Regions from separate parts of the Mus musculus genome. Here all the other regions are linked to region 3. Evidence: chromatin loops called from intact Hi-C (ENCODE). Cell type or tissue: heart. All regions are shown on one strand.

Region 1 (8,000 bases), 640 kb before region 3:
CCTGAAAGGAAAGTCATGTTCCCAAGGTCACAGAAAGGAGTTAGAATTCCCAGTCGGAGACCTCACACTCAGCCACGTCTTTGCCTCTCTAAGTCAAGCATGAGCTTGTGACAGGAAAGAATCTGGAAACTGTGGGAACTGTGCGTGTCTCAGGTACTCTGCAAGGCTTCAGCCAAATGCTGAGCTCCATTTGCTGGAGTGTAAGTAGATAGGTCACAGCTTCGGTGAGACCTTAGCTCAATCCCCAAGTTTTATTCTATAGTCTTGCTTCTTTTTCCTGCCTCCATTTCCTCCCTTAGGAAGCAAAGATAATATTACCTCCTTAAAGCAAAACATGGCAAACACTAAGGAAGATACAACAGGGCTGATCGCAAAGTGGGGGGACTCCCAAAATAATTTTCCTTCATATAAATCCCCTGAATCTGTATCCCCAATATTTCAACAGTTGTTGCCTAAAGAATTTTTTATACAAAGCAGAGAAAAATAGCATTAATGATGCTTTGCCCAAAAGAATGAACGGGAAAAATATTAAAAAGCAATCTCATAACTGACTAAGACATCTAGTTCAAAGGTAGGTAGACTGTCTCCCCATCCCTGCAACTCAAGCCACATGTGCACATTCTCAACCATCCACTTCCCACACTCCCAAAGAAAAGCATTACAGAGAAACGTTAATGGTTTTTAAAGGCATAAGGACATAAGAGGAGCGCATAGGGCAACAATAAGAAACTGGAAAGCAGATGCCCAAGCTGTGATAACTAACTTAGCAGACTCACACAAATGGCTCCTCACACAGGCAGTGAGGACAGCTGAGAAGCAGCTCCACAAAATCCACCAAGGCTAGGCAACTGGTCATAGCCTGTAACAGTTGGTGTTGGTGACAGAGAGGAAACATTCCCCTTACTCACAGGAAGAATGAAACGGGAGTGTCGGCCTGGAAAAGGCAACTAGAGTCTCTGTATAAGTGCTAGCGGTATGATTATGCATATGTCTGGATGTTGTAGGGAAGCCTGGGAGACAAACAGAAGTCTCCACACTCCCTGATGAGCTGAGCTGCTGGACCTGGCAGCCTTTGTCCTATGTGCTCTGGTAGCCAGTCATATGCAACAGATTAGAAAGAATCTTCTAAAGATCAGAAGGGAGATGCTCAATTCCAAGAAGAAATCCTAAAAGGTATTGATTTGGGGGGATTCATCAAAGAAAGACTCAGGGATGGCCCTACAGTGTAAATTTCATAATTTACTGTTGAATACAAACTATTATTCTCCTAAAGAAACATGTCAATAAAATGACTCCTGATGACATACTGCTACACCCATAGATCAGTACAGGGTTCCACTTTTGTGAGGGAAATGTCTTGTAGAAGGTGATTATTAACACAGACCCACAGCTGTACAATGTGCAGAGAATAAGAGGCTTTGGGGCGCTCGGTACTAAATAGATGTCATTATCAAAGTCATTCACTCAAGGCTCTGAGATCTATGTGAAAGAGGAGGCAGAAAGATTGTATGAAACAGAGGTGGTGGATGACACCAAGGGAACAGCATCATTCAAACATAACAAGACATATATATTATTTGCAAGGGCAGGCTCCTTGTCCAGTAGTAGCTGTCCAACACAAAACAGACCTCCAACTTTTTATGTGATTTTTGTTTTTGTATTGTTTTGTGGCTTTTTTGTCCTTATTTGTTTGCTTGTTTTCATCTTCATGTTGCATTCTTTTTGAGAGAGAGAAAAGTTATGAATTCTGGATGGATCAAGAGGTAGGGAGGCTATAAGAGGAGTTGGGGCAGAGGAAAGAGTGTGATCAAAATATACAGTATGAAAAAAAAATAAGAACTAAAATAAAGGAAAACCCACAAGGTGCAGCTTAAGCATCTCATCAAATGTCAACGCACAGATTTAGAAATCTGTCACCATACAGTGTCCCCTCCAGAAGGTGCATGCAGAATGAAGGCAAAAAGAAAGGGAGAAAATGGAAGCAGAGGAGGAAGCAGAGAAGAAACAAACCTAAGAGATTGAGACTTGACCAGGCTGCCATTAGTAATGGAATTCCTATAGGATGTGCAGAGCAAGAAGGCCAGTGCTTAGAGAGAAAGAACACAGCAGATACCGTGCTGAGCTGCAGGTGAGGGACATAACAAAGGGTTGCTCTAAGGACTTGTGCATACAACTTTACCAATTATCTAATTGTAGATAATTAGGGGATTTTTATCATTGGTGAAAAATACAGGCTTGACTTAATCGTAAATGTACCAAGAATACATCAGCAAAAGAAGACAAACCATTGGCTTCTTAGGTAAGATCCTCCAGGAAAGTGAACCTAAGAGTGGCATTTGCATCATAACCATAGGCTGTCCACCTAAACAAAACACTGATTATGTATAGGAAGATGATTAAGCCATACAAAAAGAGAAAAGGGCTCCATCTATGTGTGGAAGGCAAAGCAAGGCATCTGAAACAGAAGCATGGAGAGAGCAATTGAGTCACGTGGAAACATGGAGGCAAACAAAAGAGTGAAGCTATCAGTTATTTTTCACTCTAAAATTTAAGTGAAGCAAATCTGTAGAATTTTACACACCTGGGACAACCACGTGGTCCTTGACAATTAAATGAATCTGGCTTTTTTTTTTTTTTTTTTTTTTTTTTGTAAAAGTAAAACTTAAAAAACAAACAAAAAATAAACCAAAAAAACTAAAGGACCAAACAAAAAACCTCAAGGTGTTGTGGCTGGGACTTTTGCTTAGCTGGTAGAGTCTTGTCTGGTGTGCACAAACCTTGAATCTGATCCCCGACATCTCATGAAGCAGGCATGGTATCCCATGCCTGTAGATCTCATCCAAACTTGAACACGTGGCATGACATGATGAGTTGAAAGCCATACTGAGCTACATGAGACCCTGTCTCAAAACTCAAACAAACCTTTTTGTATCTATGAGCTGTCATACAACCTACCAAGTTCCAATCTCCTTATTTTTCTCCTTTAGCATCATTGCACTTGATACCTTATTTCTGAATTCCTTCTAATATGCGTTACATTTAAGTCACCAATATTAAAGTTAGTAAATGATGTGGGGCAACTCTTCGAATTCTCTTGTTCTAGGTGTATGTTTGCTCCCACATATTTAAATTATTTTAATAGACGTACTCATGAAAAGCAAGTTATTCAAGTCACCACTAGAGGGAAATGTTGGTCTTCTTACTGTCATAGAGGAGCTGGAAAATAACTTTTGAGGAGGCTAAAGTCTATTGTCATTACTATTTGGTCGTACATTGATATTGGTTACATAATATGAGTTTTGCCACTTGCCACAGATAATCCTCAAGTTTTATCAGAACGCTAAAGGAACCTGCTGTGGTTTCTTTCTGTTCCTGGTGCCTCAGAGGACTGCCTCCCTAGATGTTAGCTGACTAAATAAAGTTCTTCTAATTTACCTAAAACCCACATTGGGTTCTGAGGAAGATAACCATATCTTAGTCATATAGCTTAGGAAAATATCACAAAAGCTTTCACTGTCCATTTGGTCTCTCTCAATAATGTAGCTTGATTCAGCCAAATGCCTAATTCTTCCTAATTGTCTCCCTCATTTTGTAACGCAGTTTCAACCCATAAAACTCAGTCCTTTCTGTGACTACCTGGGCAGGCTCCTTAGCCCACTGCATTGTATCATTGTGTGAGCCGATGTGCTGTCTCACAGAACACCTGGAGTTTGTATCCTTTATAGCTCTGGGTCCAGCCAATGCCTCATCTTTCCCTATATGGAACTGTGAGCTGCTTTAGTTCATCAGTTCTCAAATACTGGGCCAGAGTGAGGTAGGGCTTCTGCTCAGAGATAATAGCCATGTTCAAAGAGAATGGTAAGTTTCTGTCACAATACTGAATACCTGTTCCTAGGAGAAAAATCAAGGTCTGTGAAGATCAAGAAGATTTTATTTCTTCCTGTCAGAGGGTCCAGATCTAAATGGTCCATGGATCCCAGGTGCTGCCCCTCTAATCCATCTTCCTCATATTTTATTTGAATATTGTGTTGATTTTTGGTAATATCATGAAGTTTAATGTCCTAAAGCTGCAGTTAAGATGCAGAATAGATGCAATAAGAACACAGAGGAAGGCCATCTATGTCAGAAAGTAGATCTTCATGGTCACACTTTTTTTTTTTTTTTTTTTTTTTTGTCTAACTTACCCTTGGTGTCACTGATTTATTCATTGTCACTCAAGGTTTGTTATTGAGATGGTTCTTCAAACATAGTCATGGAGTATATAAACTTCAAGGGTTGTCTTGTTTCACTCAGCCTGTGTTGATATTCATCCAAGTTGTTGAATGTATCATCAGCTCATTCTTTTTTATTGCTGAAAAATATTCCATTGTATGGATGTACCACAGTTTGTTTATCCATTCATCCTTTGAAAGATATTTGAGCTGTATTGTTTTAGACAATCATAAATAGAGCTGCTATAAAACATTCCCCCCTCTCTCCCTCTCTCTCCCCCCCCCTCTCTCTCTCTCTCTGTGTGTGTGTGTGTGTGTGTGTGTGTGTGTGTGTGCGTGCATACAGAAGTTTGCAGGACTCCAGAATAAATACTGAAGAATAGGCTTTCCAGGTCATCTGAGAACTGTGTGTTATCAAATTTGCTATCATATTTTCCACAGTAGCTACATCTTTCTCCATATCCATGAGCAACACGTACAATGTTCAATTGTTCTGGATACTTAGCACAGTTAACTCTTATCCTATTAAAGTGCTAACCCAGTTTTCTCTAGTGCTTTGAAATACTGAGAGCCTGCATTCTCCTATATAGAGATATGTTTTGTTTTGTTTCTTAATTTGTTTTCAACAATTATGTACAGGTAGAGAATGTATGATGATCATATTCTTCATTAACCTCTCTGATCATCTCCCATTCTTGTTGGCTTCTGTCATTTTAATAAGTATTTACGGTGCTACCTCATGACTTTTTGTGTGTAAGCCTTGTGCAAGCAACCATAGCTGCTGTGTGTTTACAATTTTGACAGCCATGCTGTATCCAGAAAACAGTGATTCTGTGTACTCCTTGCTCTCCTTCCCATGACTCTTACAGTCTTTTCATGTTTTCTTCTGTGATGTCCCATGAATCTTGGAAGAGGTAGTATGCATATGTCTAAAGCATACTACTTAAAATTACTTCTCTCTCCACCTCACCAGTTGTGAGATTTTCATAAACTAACCCCTCTGCAAAAAGAAGCTTCACTCAGCAGGATGACAGTAGCACTAATCTATAGATATAAATATAAATATTTAATATGGAATTTAGTTGCATGTGTACTTAGTAGATCTTCAGTAGTTAATTGCCCTTTATGGCTAGTGACCTCCATAGCTATTGGCTTATGATCAGGTTTACAGTATCAAGTATGTACTCTCTTCAGCAAAGAAGGCCTTAATTCCAACTGAGAAGTGATCGTTGCAAATGTTTGCAAAACTCTAGAATAAGCACATGTACTCATAGTATAGGAAAGTACTATGCAGGCCTATATGAGAGAAGAGCAAACAGTTTCCCAAAGTTGTGAGTCTTATGTGCCCTATCAGTGAAGATATCTTTAGTAGTATAATAATAATATGAAGGCTTGAACATAACCAACCACTTTCTAATATATAGTATCCATTTGTGCATTCCTTGACCTTCTTGTATTCTCTTTGATAAAAAGGACTGCAACTCTATTAGAGTTACCGGTTTCAGCTCATTGAACTAGAGTTACAGATTCTTGTGAGCCACCATGGAGGTGTTGGAAATCCACACTAGATCCTCTAGAAGCACAGCAATTTCCCTTAACTGCTGATAACCCATGGGGTGAATGTTGAGAGTGGTTTCTAAGTAATTTCATCCAAATTACAGAATTTATAGGTTCAGAGTTGTTCATAGCATCTGCTACAATTTTTAAAATATTTTTATGTTAGAATCTCTCATCTGTTTCAAATATTAAATTATATCTTATCTCAGTTTGACTTTTTTTTCCCACTTTGCTCCTTCCTCAGCAAAGAAAGGGGAATAAAATTAAATTGACCTTAGATGATACAGAAAGGATTTTTTATGCATTATTTTGTCTAAAATATCATCTAGAATTTCACTGATTTCTGTGTTTATTTCTATTATTTCAGTCTTATAATCTATTTATGTGTATTTTGCCTCTGTGATTTCTTAGGTGAAAAACATTATTTATTCAGAAAACTTTTCTAGTATAAATGGTGTTAATTATTCACCAAAAACTGCTTTGACTGTTTCTCAAATTATTTTTACTTCTGTTACATTTATTTTGATCAATATAGTTCCTTGGGTTTTCCTCTTTATCAAAGGAAATTAAATTATCGTGTGATGGAGATGTCTTTATTGTTAGATCCACTGAGAATTATTTAGTTGAGCCAAGATATAGAATCAACTGGAGTAATGATGAACCAAGAAATCATGTTATTCATATGCACAGTTAAAGGAGAAAACTATTCTGTACCATCCAGGATTTGAAATTATATGGCAAAGCTGTAGTAACATTAAAAGCATAGTAATAACAAGAAGACAAACACATTAATAGAACAGAATTGAGAACACACATGTAAGCTTACTCTCCTACAGAAAGCTTATTTTTAAAAAGATGCCTACAATATACATTAGAGAACATACAATTTATCCATCAAATAGTTCTGTAAAGTGAACTGGTACATGTAGAAGGATGAAACCAGGTCGTCATTTCTCTTCCCACACAAAATTCAACCCCAAATGGCTAATCTCAACCTAATCTCCAGTGAACTGAATATGATAGAGGATAAATTAAAGAATACATGAGTTTATAGGCACAAAAAAGACTTTATGAACATGATGCCAATAGTGAAGGCATGAAGACCAACAATTAATAAACAGGACCTCATGAAACTAAAAATGTTTCTGTACAGCAAAGAGCAACATCAGTCAGGAGCAGAGGCAGCCTACAGAGTGGGAAAATATGTTTACCAACTATATTTGATGAAGAATTAGTAGCCATAATATACAAAAATACTAAATATCATGAAAACAACACATTAACACACATAGGCATGAAAGTATACAGAGTTCTAAAAAATATGAAACACTACGGCAGAGAAACACGTTTTGTTTTTATTTTTTTTAAGCTTTATTTATTTAATTTGTATTGTCTTCAGACACACCAGAAGAGGGCATCAGATCCCATTACAGATGGCTGTGAGCCACCAAGTGGTTGCTGAGAATTGAACGTGGGACCTCAGGAAGAGCAGCCAGTGCCCTTAACCACCGAGTCATCTCTCCAGCCCAAAAAACATCTATAGCTATCACAGAAATCTAAAAGTGAAAGTACTTTGAGATTTCATCTTAACTCAGGCTGAATGGTTAAGATCCATAACACAAAAGATGAAAAATGCTTGCTTGGAAGTGGAGAAAGGGGAACCCTTAGTCATTGCTAGTGGGAATACAAATTGAAGTAGGCACTATAGAAATCAGAGAGAAGGTTCTTCAAAAAGCTGTTAATAAATCCACCTCATGGTTTAGCTGTACCACTACTGGGCATATATCCAAAGAATGCCATATCGTATTTTATAGATACTTACTCATCCATGTTCATTGCTTTTCTATTCACAATAGCTGGAAAATGGAAACCACCTAGAGTCCCATCAACTGATTAATGGATAATAAAAATGTGATACATTTGCACAATTGAGAATTATTCAGCTCTTACAAGAAAAAAATGGTGAATTTCTTTTTGTAAATGAATGGAGCTGGAAGCAATCATTTTGAATGATGTCATCTTATTTGTGGATGTTAGATTTGAAATTTCAAATACTTACATTCTGTTTGGAATAACCACAAGGCCAAGAAATTAATAATGGACAACAGTGATGGGAGATTCAAAGTGGAGATAGAAGGGGATGATAAAGACTGTTAATTGGGAATAAGAGTACGAGAAAGGTTAAATGGGAGAGAAGCATGAGAGACAAAAACAGAGTAAGTAATATGGGGA
Region 2 (8,000 bases), 720 kb before region 3:
CCCAGTTTGAGATATGGCCAGTGATGGTAAGAAAGCATGGTAACAAGTGACTCCCTTCTACAAGGAAGGGACATTCTCAGACCTGCATACTCTAGAAACAGAACTGGCTTTGTCCACTTTCCTTTCTCGCCATGCTCAGTCCCTAGCCTATGGTGTCACACATTTTTAAGATGGATCCTCTCTCCTCACTTAAACCCCTCTAGAAATGTACTTACAGAATCAGCCAGGTAGGTGTCTCCTTGTTGATTCCAAATCTGGGTGATTGACTATGAAGATGAACCATTACAAGTGCAGCAACATACAATAGTATAGGAAATCATACATATACTACATGTATCTAAATTATATACTGTATATGCTATGCATATTTAGTATTCTACATACAATGTTTTATGTTAATTTATTAAAAAGTTTATAATTGCCCAAATGTGAAGTCCCAAACTTACTTTGCCACGGCTGCTCTAAAGGATCAATCACATTGGACTATACCGTGGAAATGGCCAACTCACATGCTATCACTGTCAAGTGTGATTTAAAGAAATTAGTCATTATAGGTCTTATCTAAGCCACCATTAAAAGCACACATGAGTGTATGTATAATAAAGATATATTACCATGTGTATATTTTAACTGAATTCAATTTATAACATACAAGTCTCTGTCTCTTTGTGTGTTGTCTCTGTCTCACATACATTCTATTCTATTCTCTCTCTCTCTCTCTCTCTCTCTCTCTCTCTCACACACACACACACACACACACACACACACACGCACACACACACATACACACACACACACCTGTAATCTTCAATAAAATTTAACTTTAGGGAAAGTAATTTCACTATGCCATGGTGATATTTCCCTAGCTTCTTAGCTATTTTCTGTTTAAAAGCCAAGTGCTATGAAGCAATCTCAAAAATTCAGCTGAGCAGTTGCCTTGGCTCCTGGCAATGCCCTTGTTCCCTCCCCTTCCCCACAGCACTTTCCAGCTGTCTCCGGAGGAGATGGAGCACTGAACCTTGGGTAATGCTCTGCTGAGCTTTGGGATGATCTCATTAGTTACAAGCCATGTGCAGTAAAGTGCTAACCAGGCAGGCTGGGGAGCAATGGCTGGAGGGTGATAAAACAGTCATTAAGTCAGCTCACCTGCATGGCCTCATACATTTGTGGATCCCTGGGATGAATGCATATACACTAGGCTGAAATAGTGGGAGAGTTGGTACTGCAGTGGGGAATATCCCAGAATCCCTTCTACACAAACCCCTTAATTTTTGGGGTGTTCCTGGGATAAGGTGGAAGGGAGGTGTGTTGTATGTCACATACAGCCAGCTGCCCTGAGGAGAATGGATATTCTCAAGCTGACAGAGACATTAAGCAGGAAAGGATGGGAGTCAGAGCAGCCCAGGACTGTCTTATGTCTAAGAAAAGAAAGAAAGGCAAAGGGAAAAAGGAGGTACAGGGGGGGGGGAGAAGTATACATCTCCAAATGTCCAAGTTTTCAGTGGCATTCAGCAATTCTCCCTTCAATACCTTGACCCAAGAAAGCACTCTTTTTAACATGCTGAATATACTTATAAATGAGAAGAGGAAGATTAAAGACTACAACTTGAGTCTCTAGGGGGAGATAAGAAATGCTGTTGTTTGCTAACTAAACCTACTTTAGGCTCAACAGCTGTTATAGATTGTCATCTCATAAATTGATTATAATTGCAGAAAAGTGATCAGTGTTGGATCATTCTTGCATCTAAGACACACCAAGCACCAACACTTTGGCAGAAGTGATTCTGTGCACTTAAGGGCAATTTAGACACTTGTTACTAAACTTTGTTCTAGGAACCAGAAGAAGCATCTACATTTCCCACCACACTGAATACAACATTGCGTTTCCACAAAAAAAATTTGTAAGTTGCAGAAGCCAACAGACTCAGTCTCCTGCTGTTTTGACTTCTGCCTCTGAGCAGAGTCCCTGAGCGCTCAGTTCCTGGCACAAAGGTGACCATCAAAGCTTGAGTCTGCAAGCTTCCATTTGATTCTCAGTTTTTCTTCATCTGAAGACATTGGAGAAAGCTCTTTACCCTGAGGTTTCCTGGAGGCATGTATGAAATGATATTTATATGCCAAATCTAAGACTAGCAGGCTCACATTAAATAGCTCATGGTTTCAATGCCTTTCCAAAATGTATATGTTGAAAAATTCTTCATGAAAGTAATGCTGAGATAGGGGAGCCATAAAGTTCTGTGCTCAGAAATGCACTAATGCCATTATCAGAGCAATTGGTCAGTTATGGTAGAAGGTAATCCCAATACAATGGTAAGTTCAGCCCTCTTCCCTACTCTTCATTGTCCACTCAGTCTTTGGAGGATACAGAACTCTGAGGTCAGATGCAAAACAACAGGAATAAATGTGTTCTTTTGTCCTTTATTTATTTATTTATTTATTTATTCACTTTTTGGCCTGATTACATCTCTTTATCTTCTTATCTTCCCAGTCCCCCTCACACAACCTTCTCCCACCCTGACCCCTTTCTCCTCTGATAAGGGGGAGGTTCCCCCTGGATACCAAGTCACTACAGAACTTGGCAATCCTCTCCTACAGAGGTCAGACAAGGCAGAACAGTTAGAGGAGTCAGATCCAGAGGCAAGCAACAGAGTCAGAGAGAGCTCCTACTCCAATTATTAGGGTACCCATGAAAAGACCAAGCTTAACATCTGCTACATATGTGTGGGTTTCTTAGGTCCAAACCATGTATGCTCTTAGGTTTGTGGTCAGTCTCTGAGAGCCTAAAAAGGTTACAGGTTAGTTGACTTTGTTTGTCTTCTTGTGGAATCCCTATCTCCTTAGTATCCCTCAATTCTTCCCCCAACTCTTTCACAAGATTCTCTGAGCTCCATTTAATGTTTGGCTGTGGGTCTCTGCATCCGTTTCAGTCAGCAGCTATGAGGAACCTTTCAGAAAACAGTTATGCTGGGCCCCTAGCAGCAAGCATAACAGTATCATTAACAGTGCCATGGATTGGTTCGTGCCCATGGGATGGTCTCAGGTTGGTCATCCCAGTCTCTGCTCCATGTTTGTCCCTGCAGTTGTATGCAGGACAAATTCTGGGTTGAAGGTTATGTGGGTGAGTTGGTGTCATTATCCCTCCAGTGGGAGTCCTGTCTGGCTCCTGGAGGTGGCCACTTAAGGTTCTATATCCCCCACTGCTGGAAGCTAGAGTCACCCTCATAGACTTCCTGAAAAATTCCCCAGTGCAGGTCTTTGGCAAGTTCTAGAGATCTCTCCCCAAGTCCTCTATCACCTCCAATTTCTGTTCACTTTCCAAGCTGTCTGTCCATGGCTCTCCCTACATCTGATCCTCTCCTCATTACACTACCCATCTCCCCTTCTGACAAGTCAATTCCCTTTATTTGCCTCCAACGACTATTTTATTTCCTTTTTCTGAGTGAGATTCAAACATCCTCACTTTGGCCATCATTATTTAGCTTATTTGGGTCTGTGAATTATAGGGTGGGTGTCCTGTACTTTATGGCAAATATCCACTTATAAGTGAGGACATGCCATTCATGTCCTTTTGGGTCTGGGTTGCTTTACTCAGGATGACATTTTCTAGTTCCATTCGTTTGCCTGCACGTTTCATTCTGGCAAGGATGCAAAGCAACAGTAACACTTCTCCACTTCCTGTGTGAGGGCCAACTTGTACAACCACTCTGGAAATCAATCTCAGAAAAGTGGGAATAGTTCTACCTCAAGACCCGGGTATACTAATCCTGGGCACATACTCAAAAGATGTTCCAGCATACTACAAGGACACTTGTCAACTATGGTCATAGAAGCTTTATTCATAATAGCCAGAATCTGGAAACAACCAAATAATGTCCCCCAACTGAAGAGTGGATAAAGAGAAACTACTTAGCTATTAAAAATGAGGGTATGACATTTTCTTTCATAACTCCCCAGCCTACCGTGTGTTGCAAAGTCCAAAATCATTCTGTCCCTGCCTGTGCACTGAAGTTGGAGAAAACCTCTGACTTATCAAAAAGATTCAACCTGGGGCACATCCTCAGCATCTTGAAAGGCATGGTCTGGACAATGGTACTTACAGCAGGACACAAACCATCTACATAGTAACAGTTTACCTCTGTTCTCTTCCTATGTGGGCAGATCCAGTCAATAGCCCATTTGTTCACTAGTTACTCACTGCCTGCATGTGACAGCCGTTGTGTTGGGCATTATAGTTTTGTGAACCACATATAGACAAGCATAATCACATATATGCACAGCAGGTGTATACACATAAACACCTATTTTAAAACGGGGCAAATAGTCACACGTTTATAAATGAATTACATGTAAAGTATTTTTATTTGAAGCAGTTTAGTTACCACCAAGGAGACCTAAATTTGAAAGTCTAGAATCAGCTGTTTGAGTACTTGAATATAGAAACATTAAAATCGACCAGCAGAGGGCAGAACATCCCAACAAAATGCACCATGCAGCCCCCAGGTCTTGCAGTTCTCCTCTGATGTTATTGTCTTGGTTTTGGTACTTGAGATCTTGGGAAATTCTTGAAAGACCTCCAGATCTGTTTGGTCCTCAGAGTCTCCTACCTCCATCTCTAAGGAAAAATTATATGCATTTGGGAGTTCATCGTCAACATAGTCACATATGAGTGCTATATACTTTCTGCTTGCTGCAATGTGTATAAGGTGACTTACTCAACATCTTAAGCATCCAGTTTTCTCTATTTAAAGTAAGGGTAACATTGATGTTCATGTTGCTCTGTTAATTAAAAATAATCACTTGGTAGGTTTAACAGGCAATGAGTCTGCTTGTAGATCAGTCCAATTGTCCCTATGCCCCAAATTGAGTCATTGCTGTTGTAACTCATTTGTTGTCCCTTTCCTTCTATCAATGAGCCTGTACACAAACTGACTATCTACAGAAGTAGCTGGCTAATTAATTCTTAGAAGGATAAGAAAGGATGTGGCATTTAGAGAAATCCTTTGATATGCTAGGCTCTGTCCTAATAATCCATGTATAGGTATTATCACACTAAGTCTTGAGATAGGTACTGCACTTAGAGAAAAAACAAAACAAAACAAAACTAAACTAAATATTTTAAAAGAAAACTTATTTGGCCAAAGAAAGAAATCTAATCAGCAACACAAAATAGGAATCAGTGACAGACATAAGAAAGATCCTTTTCCTGTCCCATCTCTAAGATGATAGCCAAGGCAGAAACAGCTTTTTAACAGAACAAACTACTCCAAATACTTATCTGTTACCTTCAAAACTTTCCACTGATAGATTAATGAGATGTGACAATTATCTCTTTGGTAATTACTGAATTGCTGCTGTTTGCTTTGTTACATGTTGAGTTTTCAAAAATAATGCACATGTGCCCTTTATTCTCAGATGTTAAATATACTGGGATAAAATTATCAACAATTAGCATGCAGAAGTGTGAACAAAACAAAATACACCCATCTATGAGTGGAGAATAGCATCTGTGTATGAGATGCTGTTCATTCATGTGAAATAGTCTGAGGACTGCCACAGGAAGTCTGGGCTCAGGTCCTCATGCTCTGACACATTTAGATCCACTGTGGTAAGTCAACCACTGCATCATACTGTCTTCAGCATTGCCTGACCCTGCAGCTATTGATAGAGACCTCCTCTAAAAGACAACCTCTGGAAGAGATTCCCTATGGCCTGACTCATACTATCACAGAGCTACCCTGGTCTCTAAAGCCCCATTCTCCCATCTCTCTTTTCTTAGCTTTTAGACTTAAACCCCCACTGCCCTTCTGCCTCATCTGCATTTCCTCCCATTCTTAGCTTTCAAGCCAAGCCCTTCATAGTGTCCTTCCTCGATGGACCTGGCCTACTATAGAGGCAAGGTGGCCTAAATTCCTTGGTACAATCAGATAAGCTGCTTCAGATCATATGTGAAGTTAGACTGAAGGAAGTTAGTACTGATGTAAACCCACAGCAGTAGCTAGCTGCTCTGTATATGGCAGGTTCCTTCATTCCTCACTTTCAGCTCTGTGAACACTCTTAGGGATACAGTGCTGCTCAGTATATGCCTCCCGTGGAGGGAAATGTTCAATCACAATATTTGGCACAGCATCCTTTGAGCCAGCATGAATTCTGTATGTCCTCTTTATCTAATTTGTCTTTCTTACCTTCAAGACCTTTATTATGGCCACAAGTGGGTCCATGGATTAAGGCCTTTCTTCTGTTTAGTCTTCTGTTTAGTCTGTGATTGGATCAGATCTGCCACACATTTCAGAACTGCCACAATGAACTTCCGAGTACACAATCAACCCGGGTGTCTATTTCCAAGGGAAGTAGCCCGGCACCAAGTTCCAGCTGGGAAAAGCGATCGGAGGCAGTGTCTGCATGTGATGAGCAACCTTCAGTTGACAAAGAGCTAGACCTACTGTAACAGGCAGAGCCTTGATGAGGTAGGACATGTAAATCCTGTTCTCACAGGGTGGGTGCTGACCAATCCATTCTCACAATCAGAAATCTGAAACAGGAAAGAGACCATTAGCGAACTGGCAGCAGGTACCAAAATATAAAATTGTAAAGTAAGTCATGAAGGCTGCAGGTGCACTGGAGTTGTAAGAGGGCTGCATTTACTAGTAAGAAGAAACCATGGACAAACAAAAGACCTGCTTAGGCAGAAATTTTAAGATGGCTAAGTGGTTAATAAGGTGGACCAGAAATCATGTGCCAAGGTTTAGATTCCAGACTCATTCTCACTAGCTTTGTGACCTTGGCAAGCCATAAACCTCTCTACACCAATTTCCTCCTCTATAAAAAGAAGAAAGAGCTAGCTTTACTTCAATATATTCTGATTGGCCCAGGCCAGTCAACAAATTCCATGTACCAGCACACCATGATCAGAGAGTGAACAGCTGAATCTGCTGCTAGCTGGGAAAAAGGCATTTTGAGTTTTTGGGAGAGGAATTGTTATCCTTCCCCCAACTTTGGGACCCAAAGTGGCATACCATCATTCAATACCATGAAGTCCACCAGTATAGGTAGCAGATAGCCATACAAAAGTGAGTCCTGTGTGAAGCATACCAGAAGCTGGCTCTACACCAGAGCATTTCTGTTATATGAATTGGCATAAGAATGTGTGTGTTTGTGTGTGTGTGTGTCTGTGTGTGTGTGTATGTATGTATATGTCTACGTGTGTGACTCTCTCTCTCTCTCTCTCTGTGTGTGTGTGTGTGTGTGTGTGTGTCTGTCTGTCTGTCTGTCTTTGTGTGTGTGTTAATGTCTGTGTGGGTTTTGGTTTTCTGTTTTTGAAAACCTTTTTCAACATATGAAGCCAATTTATAGAGTCACTGTGGAGTCCAAAGGCCTTCTTTGATGAGCACATGACCAGTTCCAGACTTTTAGAAATGGTGTCTGTCCTTCTACATACCTTAACATTATTTCCAGAATTTCAACAATACTTAAAACATGATGGAGGAAATTATCCTACCTGTCATGTTTAAGAGATTTATTTATCTCAATACTCTTGTCTACTCAAAAATTTTCCTATGATAATACCTGCAGGGAGGTCAAAGCAAACAAACAAAACTTAAAAATGTCCATACTCGAACCCAGCACAGGATATTTGAACTGATTTAAAATGAGCCTTTGAAATTGAAATATATTTTTTTATTCTATGGGTAAATAAGTGGTTTGCCTGTGTACTACTTGCATACATGGTGCCCACAGAGATCAGAAGATGTCTGATAGACTAAAACTGGAGTTATAAATGGTTGTGAACCATAATGTGGTTGCTAGGAGTTAAACCTGTATCTTCTGGATACAGCTAGTGCTCTTAACTCCTAAGTCCTCTCTCCAGCTCAGAGACTCTGCGTTTCTCTTTTATTTTCTCCTCTCCCCCTCCCCCTCCCCCTCCCCCTCCCCTTTTCCACCTCCCCCTCCCCCTCCCCTTTTCCACCTCCCCCTCCCCCTCCCCTTTTCCCCCTCCCCTCCTC
Region 3 (8,000 bases):
AGCTGTTTCTCTGCTAATGCTCTTTACTGAAGTAATCTGATAATTAAAATCACTCTACTAAGTACTCCTATCATTTTACGTTTGATTGGATTGGATTTCTGTAGACGACTTAAAAAGCTAGGTTGAAAAATATTAGTTAAGCACCAAGTGGGGCGAGGAATTGGAAAGCATTTGGGTAGAGAATTTTTGGAGCTGGGTATTCGTCTCCTTGGGCAATCAACTCTGAATTTAATTGGATTTGTTCAATTTGTTTTACATCAAGAAGAAAACATAAAAATGCTTTTAATTTGTTCTTTAAATATTCTGTTTCTTGTGAGTTGAGAAGGAGTAGATAAGTTTGAAAGAGACTAGCTGGGAGTTACACAATAGTGAGATCCAGAACTGAGATTTAATGCCCTTAAAAATAAGAACCAAGTTATTTTACTCACTAGAAGGAAGTAAATACAAAATATAAACATTGTGGTTATGTCAAAACATATGTTGCCTATTTACTAAACATCTTTTTAATGACAAGTTTGTTCAAGTGACAAATCTTACTGACTGCTCCACAAATGTGACCCGAGGCTTGGTCCAATACACAAGCTTGAACCTCTGAACACATTTAAATAGTTGTGATGTTAATTTCAGAAGCTGAGGAGGCCACTTCATTGGTGTCATTAAAATAGGGAAGGCCTCCTGCAGCTGCTTCCCAGAGCTGATCCGCACTGCGGGGGAGAAATCGTTACCCAGTCAAAGTCGTCCGCCTCGCCTCGGGAGGAAGGTTAGAAACTTGTAGACTTCGTGGCTTGCAGTTGCCTGTTTTCCTGCCCTATGAAGATGCTGCAGGGTCCCTTGGGGTAAGGGATGGGCCTCTCTTGAAGGGGCTACAACTCTTCATAGTTCTTCACAATTGTGTAAGTTTTGAGGGAAAGATTTAAATTCGTTGTTAGTAGCTGGCAACTATAACAGCCAAGGGACTAACTTCTGGCTAGGACAAGGATCCAATGAAATGCTTAAGAGGTTTCAAAATGAGGCTCTCCACTCCCCCTTCAACATTTTCATGCTTTTATTAAAATCGATTTTCTCTTCTCTGCATCCCATGCTGGGTGTTGAGAATGTGTATAGCTATCTTGACTTAGGGGCTAGTGGAGGACGAGGGACAAAGCTTGATAGAAAAATGAGGTTACTCAGGTGCAGAGCATGTGTGTGATGGCCTGTGGACATGGGGCTCTCTCGGTGGGGACAAGAACCAGTGAGCTCTGGACATGCTGATGGACAAGAATATCCAAGAGTGTAATACCTGAGCGCTAGGGTTAGGTTTGGGTATCCATATGCTTATTTGAAGTAATGATTACTACTTATTTGGCAGAAATAACCGGTTTTGTTTTGTTTTGTTGTCTTTTTTATCTCAAATCACAAGTTGACAAGAGGTAAGTGGCAGACATTTTTGAAGCTCGGAAAACCACTTGTTCGGTCATTTTAAAAGTTGTTGGCATTGCTGGTTTTTGCATGAGAATAACGAAATGGTTTCAATCCGCCTCTCCAGGAGGCGCGGGGCGACGGAGTTTGCCAGAGGTTAGCAGATCGTTAGGTCTAGTGAGTGACCGGTGCAGGCAGGGCCAGAAGGAGATGTGTTTGGAAGAAGATAAACACTCGGTTCTGAGCTACGGAGAGAGGAAGCCCCTGAAAGAGTAAGAAGTGAGAAGAGATGAAAAGGCGTTGGGGGCTATGGCCGGATGCACTGAAGTACCTAGAGTACATCCTGAGTCAAGGTCAGCTCAAGAGGTCAGAGGAGGTCTGGAACTGCTCGGCTAGCATAGGCATACCCCCCCAACCCCCTTCGAGGACAACGTGGGTGATAGCCTCTAGGCTAAGCATCCAACTTCGGAAAACCCGTGACTGCTGACAACTGTGGCTCTTGGCCTGGCGCAGGCGCTGCTCTCCGGCCTGGACTGAGCAGGAGTCGAACGAGTTAGGGGTTCTGTTTTGCGACAAGATCTGTCATCATTCTGCGCCTGTCTTCGTGGCCGCACGCCCTTCTCACCTCCCAGGTTCCACACATTCATACATGTATTCCTCTTCTCTTCTCTTCTCTTCTCTTCTCTTCTCTTCTCTTCTCTTCTCTTCTCTTCTCTTCTCTTCTCTTCTCCCCCCAATCTGTTCCTTCTCCAGCTGCCTCCTCTTCAAGATCCTTGCGTGGGTCTAGCACCTCTTCTGCAGTCTGGTTCCCGTGCGCCCCCTACGAGCTGCGCCCTGGGTCCCCTAGGCAGCCTAGGCCTGGTGTTCTGCTGGGCGGCGACGCTTCTATCCTTCGCAGAGGCCATGCTTTTGGAATGGCAAAGCCGCGAAAGATGCTGTGGGATGAGAGAACCCACAGCTTCAGTCTTTCGTGGCAAGCTTCTGCGCACACGCAGGCATTTCTTGGGCGCTCAAGTCAGTAAGGGAATCTTCCCCAGAGGTCAAGCTGCGACGCTTGGATGTCACCAGCACCTCTCCTGACCTGGAGAGCAGAGGTTGTCTTCTCTTCCCCTTCCCCGCACTGCCCCTAGCTCTCCGGTGCTGGGCACAGGCGGAGCTCAGCTCTACCCCAGCAGGCCACATACTGCAGACACTGTGACCTGGACTGAGGAAGTCACTTGTTCTCTCCGTTCCTTTAAAACCAGGCGTACAGCGGGGCTCTCCGCTGGCTGTAAAGCTGCGGGAGCAAGCGAGGAGAGGATGAGTTTGCTGGCTCACTGGAGCTGAATAGTCGCTCTGGGGATTGTCGGTTCTCATCTGCAGGCGCCCCCCGGGGGATCTACAAGCAGACACAGTACATCAAGGGTCAAGCCAGTTTCCCCAGTGCTCTAGTCAGTCGGCCCCTAGCAGGGGTTTTTACGCACAGCGTTCTGGTTTATCAGACTGAAGCGAGACACTTCACCAACGCAGGCCAAAGTACCGCTAACACACCAAAAACCCGAAGGTTTTTTGCTTTATTAAAAAAACAGACCTCCCAGGGCTGTGATGAGTTGAAAATCATTCTTGCTTTACAGAGACCAAGCAGATTCAAGGCTGTCAGTGGGTGGCTAAATCAGTATTCAAAATTGTCTGTAACCAACCAAACCGAATTTCTCACCCAACGGAATTTCTCACCCTAGCTTGTTCTCGCCAACCTTGTCTTTGCTCGTTAAGTGTTTCCTTAGAATTTTCTGTTTATTTATTCATTTTAAAAGATTCCAGTTTCTCTTAACCCGGGAGAAACCAAAGAAAGCACGCAAACCTAATGATGTCTTCTGTTCTGGACATTAGACAATGCACGAGCGAACTCAGGCCTGCGAGTTGAAACCAAACCTAGTAAAGAAAAGAGAACTATTTTTTTTTTTAATTTTGGTTTCTGTCTTAATATAAGTAAGCAACGAACTCTAGTTATACCTAGGAAGGAACAACTAGATGGTAGAAGCCATTGGGTTCAGAGAAAAACAAAAACAAAGAAACAAAAAACCGTGTTCTCAAGATGCAAAGAAAATGCCACGGAAAACACTTTCCTTTGGAGCGTAGCTTTCGCGCACGTATGAAAAAGAAACCAAACCACCCACAGCACGCACGGTGGAGGACGAGCGCCACCTAGCGAGCCCTCTTCCTGAATGTGCAACATACCCACGCACCTGATTTAAGGGAGAGCCCCACAGGGTGAAAACAATGGTTTGTTCTCAATTTCGCGTTTCTTCCGTTTCTCTGTCGTCCAGTAGTAGAGACATTCCATTTTAAGGTGATGCGGGACTTGTCAGCATCCTTCCCCCTATCAATGTTCAGTTCAGTAGTGGGCATGAGGAAAGGATTGGAAAAGAGCTAGAGAAGGTGTTGGATTCAATTGTCCTAGAGGCTGATTTACTAGAGAGAACTGGACCTGGTCCATCCGTTATTGCCCCGTGCAGGCTCTTCGTACTGTTCAGTATGGCTTGCCCTATGATGATTAAGGTACAAACACCTGAGAGTTGATTTGACACAGTAGGAATACTTTTGAAAATATCTTGTTTTGGTCTCTCTGTCTGTCTGTCTGTCTGTCTGTCTGTCTCTGAGAGACAGGGTCTCCTCCGTCCCAGGCTGTCACTCATAACCATCACCAGATTTAATGACTTTACCATCTACCATAAAACCTGAAATTCTGTCTACGTCCGACACTAACACGTGCCTCCTTCCTTCCCCATCTTTTGCCAAAACACCATTCTATCATCTCCACGAATTTGATAATGAGGACCAGGCCAGTCCCTCGGGAATGCCTCTGCCTCTCCAGGGTTGGTATTGAAGGTGTGCAGCACCACACCTGGTTCCCTTGGACACTTAGTTGTTTGTACCTCTCAGTAATTCTGAGACATGAAATCAATGCATATGCATAATTTGATGATTCACATAATAATACTAGGAAGACCTATTTATGCATAGAAAAAATCACACATGTAGATATTTCTTTCAGATCTTGCTTACAGTTCTTTAGAATACAGAGTCAGGATTTGGGGACTCTGTAATTATTTTATTTTTAACTTTTAAGGAACCTCCATCTCATTTTGTCATAATGTCCACACCATTTTACATTTCTACCTACAGAGCACAAGTATTCTAATTTTTCATCTCGTTACCAACTTCTGTTGTTTTCTGTCTTTGTGATAGAAGCTGTTCATTAGAGCATGCAGTGGCACAGTGCTGTTGGATTGCTTCACATTTCTTTAAGGACAGCTGATGGACTTATCGGCCATATGTCTATCTTCTAGGAGAAATATCTATTTGAGTTGTTTGCTTGTTTTAGAACTGGACTGTTATCTGGTAGCTGAATTTGAGAAGTTCTTTATACTTTGTAGATATTGGTTACTTATAAAAAGGACAGTTTGAAAACATGTTCTCCCATCCCATCTGTCAGTATTCTGACAGGACTCAGTGGGTTGGATGGAGGTGAGAAAAAGGACATAATCCAGGTGTGTTCCGGATCTGGTCTCAAGAGCAGATCCGGACTTGTGCTGACAAAGTTATCAGTTTTCGATGGATTCCATCTCACATACTGTTTAGAGAGTCAGACCCCAAATACTGACACCACGTCAAATGGGTGACTTCCCTAGTCAGTCTTCTATTGCTGTGAAGAGACACCATAACCAGGACAAATCTTACGAAAGAAAACATTTCATTTGGGGCTTTCTTACAGTTGCAGAGTTTTAGTCCATCTTTATCGTGATGAGGAGCATGGGGCCACACTGGCTGACACGGCTGGAGAAGTAGCTGACGGTTCTACATATGGCTCCACAGGTAACGGGAAGAAAGGGCCACTTTCTTCATGGTCTGGCTTGGGGTTGTGAAACCTCAGAGCCTGCCCCCAGTGACACACTTTGTAAACAAGACTATACCCCCTAATCCTTTCAAATAGTGCCACTCCCTCTGCATTTAAGTACATGGACTCATCAGTTTGAGGGAGAATCCCTCCTGCCACCTGGCCTCACACTTGCTGAAAGAATGAAAATAAAGAGCATTTCATATGTCTAAAGACCTTGAGTAGTGTACTGGCTAGTTTTGTGTCAACTTGACACAGCTGGAGTTATCACAGAGAAAGGAGCTTCCGTTGAGGAAAGGCCTCCATGAGATCCAGCTGTAAGGCATTTTCTCAATTAGTGATCGAGGAGGGAGGGCCCCTTGTGGGTGGGACCATCTCAGGGCTGGTAGTCTTGGGTTCTATAAGAGAGCGGGCTGAGCAAGCCAGGTGAGGCAAGCCAGTAAGGAACATCCCTCCATGGCCTCTGCATCAACTCCTGCTTCCTGACCTGCTTGAGTTCCAGTCCTGATTTCCTTGGTGATGAACAGCAGTATGGAAGTGTAAGCTGAATAAACCCTTTCCTCCCCAACTGCTTCTTGGTCATGATGTTTTGTCCAGGAATAGAAACCCTGACTAAGACAAGTAGCATCTACTTAAGTACTCAGTAGGTGCCAGCCTGCCTGTTATGATTCCCTTAAACAGTTTTCCTCCATATGAAGAACCTAGACTTAAAATCACACACACACACACACACACACACACACACACGCACACACACACACGCTGAACTACCAAGGCTTCAGTTTCAGCCTTAAAGTATTGTCAAGACAACATCAAATCAATGGATCAATAGTTTCAGTTTTTTTTTTAATATTTCTCACAGTACTGGGAATTGAACATTGGGCCCTATGGATGCCAATCAATCACTTTACCACTGATCTATCACCCCCAGAACTCACATGTGCACTTCTTTATATTTGTGTATGTGTGCAGGTCACAAAACAAGAAGGTACACAGAGATCGTAAAACAGATAGGAAGTAGAGAATGAGATGGAGAATATGTAGTAAGAAAGCAGACAGGGATGGAGGAAGGGAGGAGATGGAAGAACAAGTAACTGGGAGAATGAAAAGGAAGCTCCCTGTAAGAGGAAGAAGTGAGCAGACACATGGGTGGAATTAACTATAGTAAGCTTGTGAGAGATCTCACAGGAGCACCAGAGAATCAATGTTGTGTAACAAACTGGCGAGCAAACGACAGGACAGTGCCTTGCAGGTCTATAGACTTGGTTTTGGTGTCACTGACAGCTTGAGAACACTCCACAACCATCCTCTAAGTTCCCATCTCTCTGGACATCCTCCTTCTTCGTACTCTCATCCCCGGTGTTCATGTTCCAACAATGCTCCTTGATTTTCCCCAAAGGCCTAACCCACCAATCTGCCACAATAGGTCCTGTTCCTTGGGCTGGCATGTCTTTCAAAGGCTCATTCTGGGTTCCACAGGTCTGTGGTCACAAATCTCAGACAACCTTAAATCCCTGGGAGTTCCTGTTCTTATTAGTAATGGTCTAACTTTGGGAGGCCAACTGTTTCCCCCACCTCGGTCTTACCCAGGTGGACTGTAACTGTAAGTAGGCAGGCGCGTAGGTGAGTGCTCGCTGTTCACGATTTCTATCGCAGATGCCCCCTCTACTTTGTACAGATGTACAGTACTTCCCTAGTCTTTCCTTTCTGCTCTTTCTTGTCTGAATGGCGATGTGTAGGACTATCTCATCTCCCCTGCATATTTAACCTTTTCTCTTGGAAAGAAGGAAAGCCATGGCTTCAGAATGGTTTCCTCCTCTGCACATCACGAGAATTATGTTTTCAATTGAATTGACTCATTCAGGAAAGTTTTCCCTCCATGATAATAAACCACGATGCTTACATCAAAAGGGTGGTTTTTTTTTCCATTTTTTATTAGGTATTTAGCTCATTTACATTTCCAATGCTATACCAAAAGTCCCCCATATCCACCCACCCCCACTACCCTGCCCACCCACTCCCCCTTTTTGGCCCTGGCGTTCCCCTGTTCTGGGGCATATAAAGTTTGCAAGCCCAATGGGCCTCTCTTTCCAGTGATGGCCGACTAGGCCATCTTTTGATATATATGCAGCTAGAGTCAAGAGCTCCGGGGTACTGGTTAGTTCATAATGTTGTTCCACCTATAGGGTTGCAGATCCCTTTAGCTCCTTGGCTACTTTCTCTAGCTCCTCCATTGGGAGCCCTATGATCCATCCATTAGCTGACTGTGAGCATCCACTTCTGTGTTTGCTAGGCCCCAGCATAGTCTCACAAGAGACAGCTACATCTGGGTCCTTTCAATAAAATCTTGCTAGTGTATGCAATGGTGTCAGTGTTTGGATGCTGATTATGGGGTGGATCCCTGGATATGGCAGTCTCTACATGGTCCATCCTTTCGTCTCAGCTCCAAACTTTGTCTCTGTAACTCCTTCCATGGGTGTTTTGTTCCCAAATCTAAGGAGGGGCATAGTGTCCACACTTCAGTCTTCATTCTTCTTGAGTTTCATGTGTTTAGCAAATTATATCTTATATCTTGGGTATCCTAGGTTTGGGGCTAATATCCACTTATCAGTGAGTACATATTGTGTGAGTTTCTTTGTGAATGTGTTACCTCACTCAGGATGATGCCCTCCAGGTCCATCCATTTGGCTAGGAATTTCATAAATTCATTCTTTTTAATAGCTGA

The links. A loop is a pair of places that touch in the nucleus more often than their neighbours do. Peaks named below come from ENCODE experiments on the same cell type or tissue, not always from the same donor. Only the 100,000 strongest peaks of a DNase experiment are listed, where the experiment ranks them.
Region 1: it touches region 3 in a loop (6-fold over the local background); 33 of 42 quality-filtered maps call a loop at or near these places.
Region 2: a loop joins it to region 3, with 11 times the contacts of the local background. A loop is called at or near these places in 27 of 42 quality-filtered maps.

The regions. Positions count from the first base shown.
Region 1 is chr5:41,122,063-41,130,062 of GRCm38, forward strand. No RefSeq gene overlaps it. Among named protein-coding and RNA genes, the nearest start is that of Gm35380, 490 kb to the right of the region's middle. In heart, a CTCF peak has its summit at 3,181 (motif pointing right); no DNase peak of the experiment used is centred here.
Region 2 is chr5:41,047,679-41,055,678 of GRCm38, forward strand. No RefSeq gene overlaps it. Among named protein-coding and RNA genes, the nearest start is that of Gm35380, 570 kb to the right of the region's middle. In heart, a CTCF peak has its summit at 4,452 (motif pointing right); no DNase peak of the experiment used is centred here.
Region 3 is chr5:41,765,008-41,773,007 of GRCm38, forward strand. Gm46910 (a long non-coding RNA gene) reads left to right here. Exons shown (of 2, transcript XR_001784850.2): 2 at 1-78. Among named protein-coding and RNA genes, the nearest start is that of Nkx3-2, 4.8 kb to the left of the region's middle. In heart, no CTCF peak of the experiment used is centred here; a DNase peak (open chromatin) is centred at 3,584; H3K4me3 peaks cover 1,301 bases; H3K27me3 peaks cover 3,552 bases.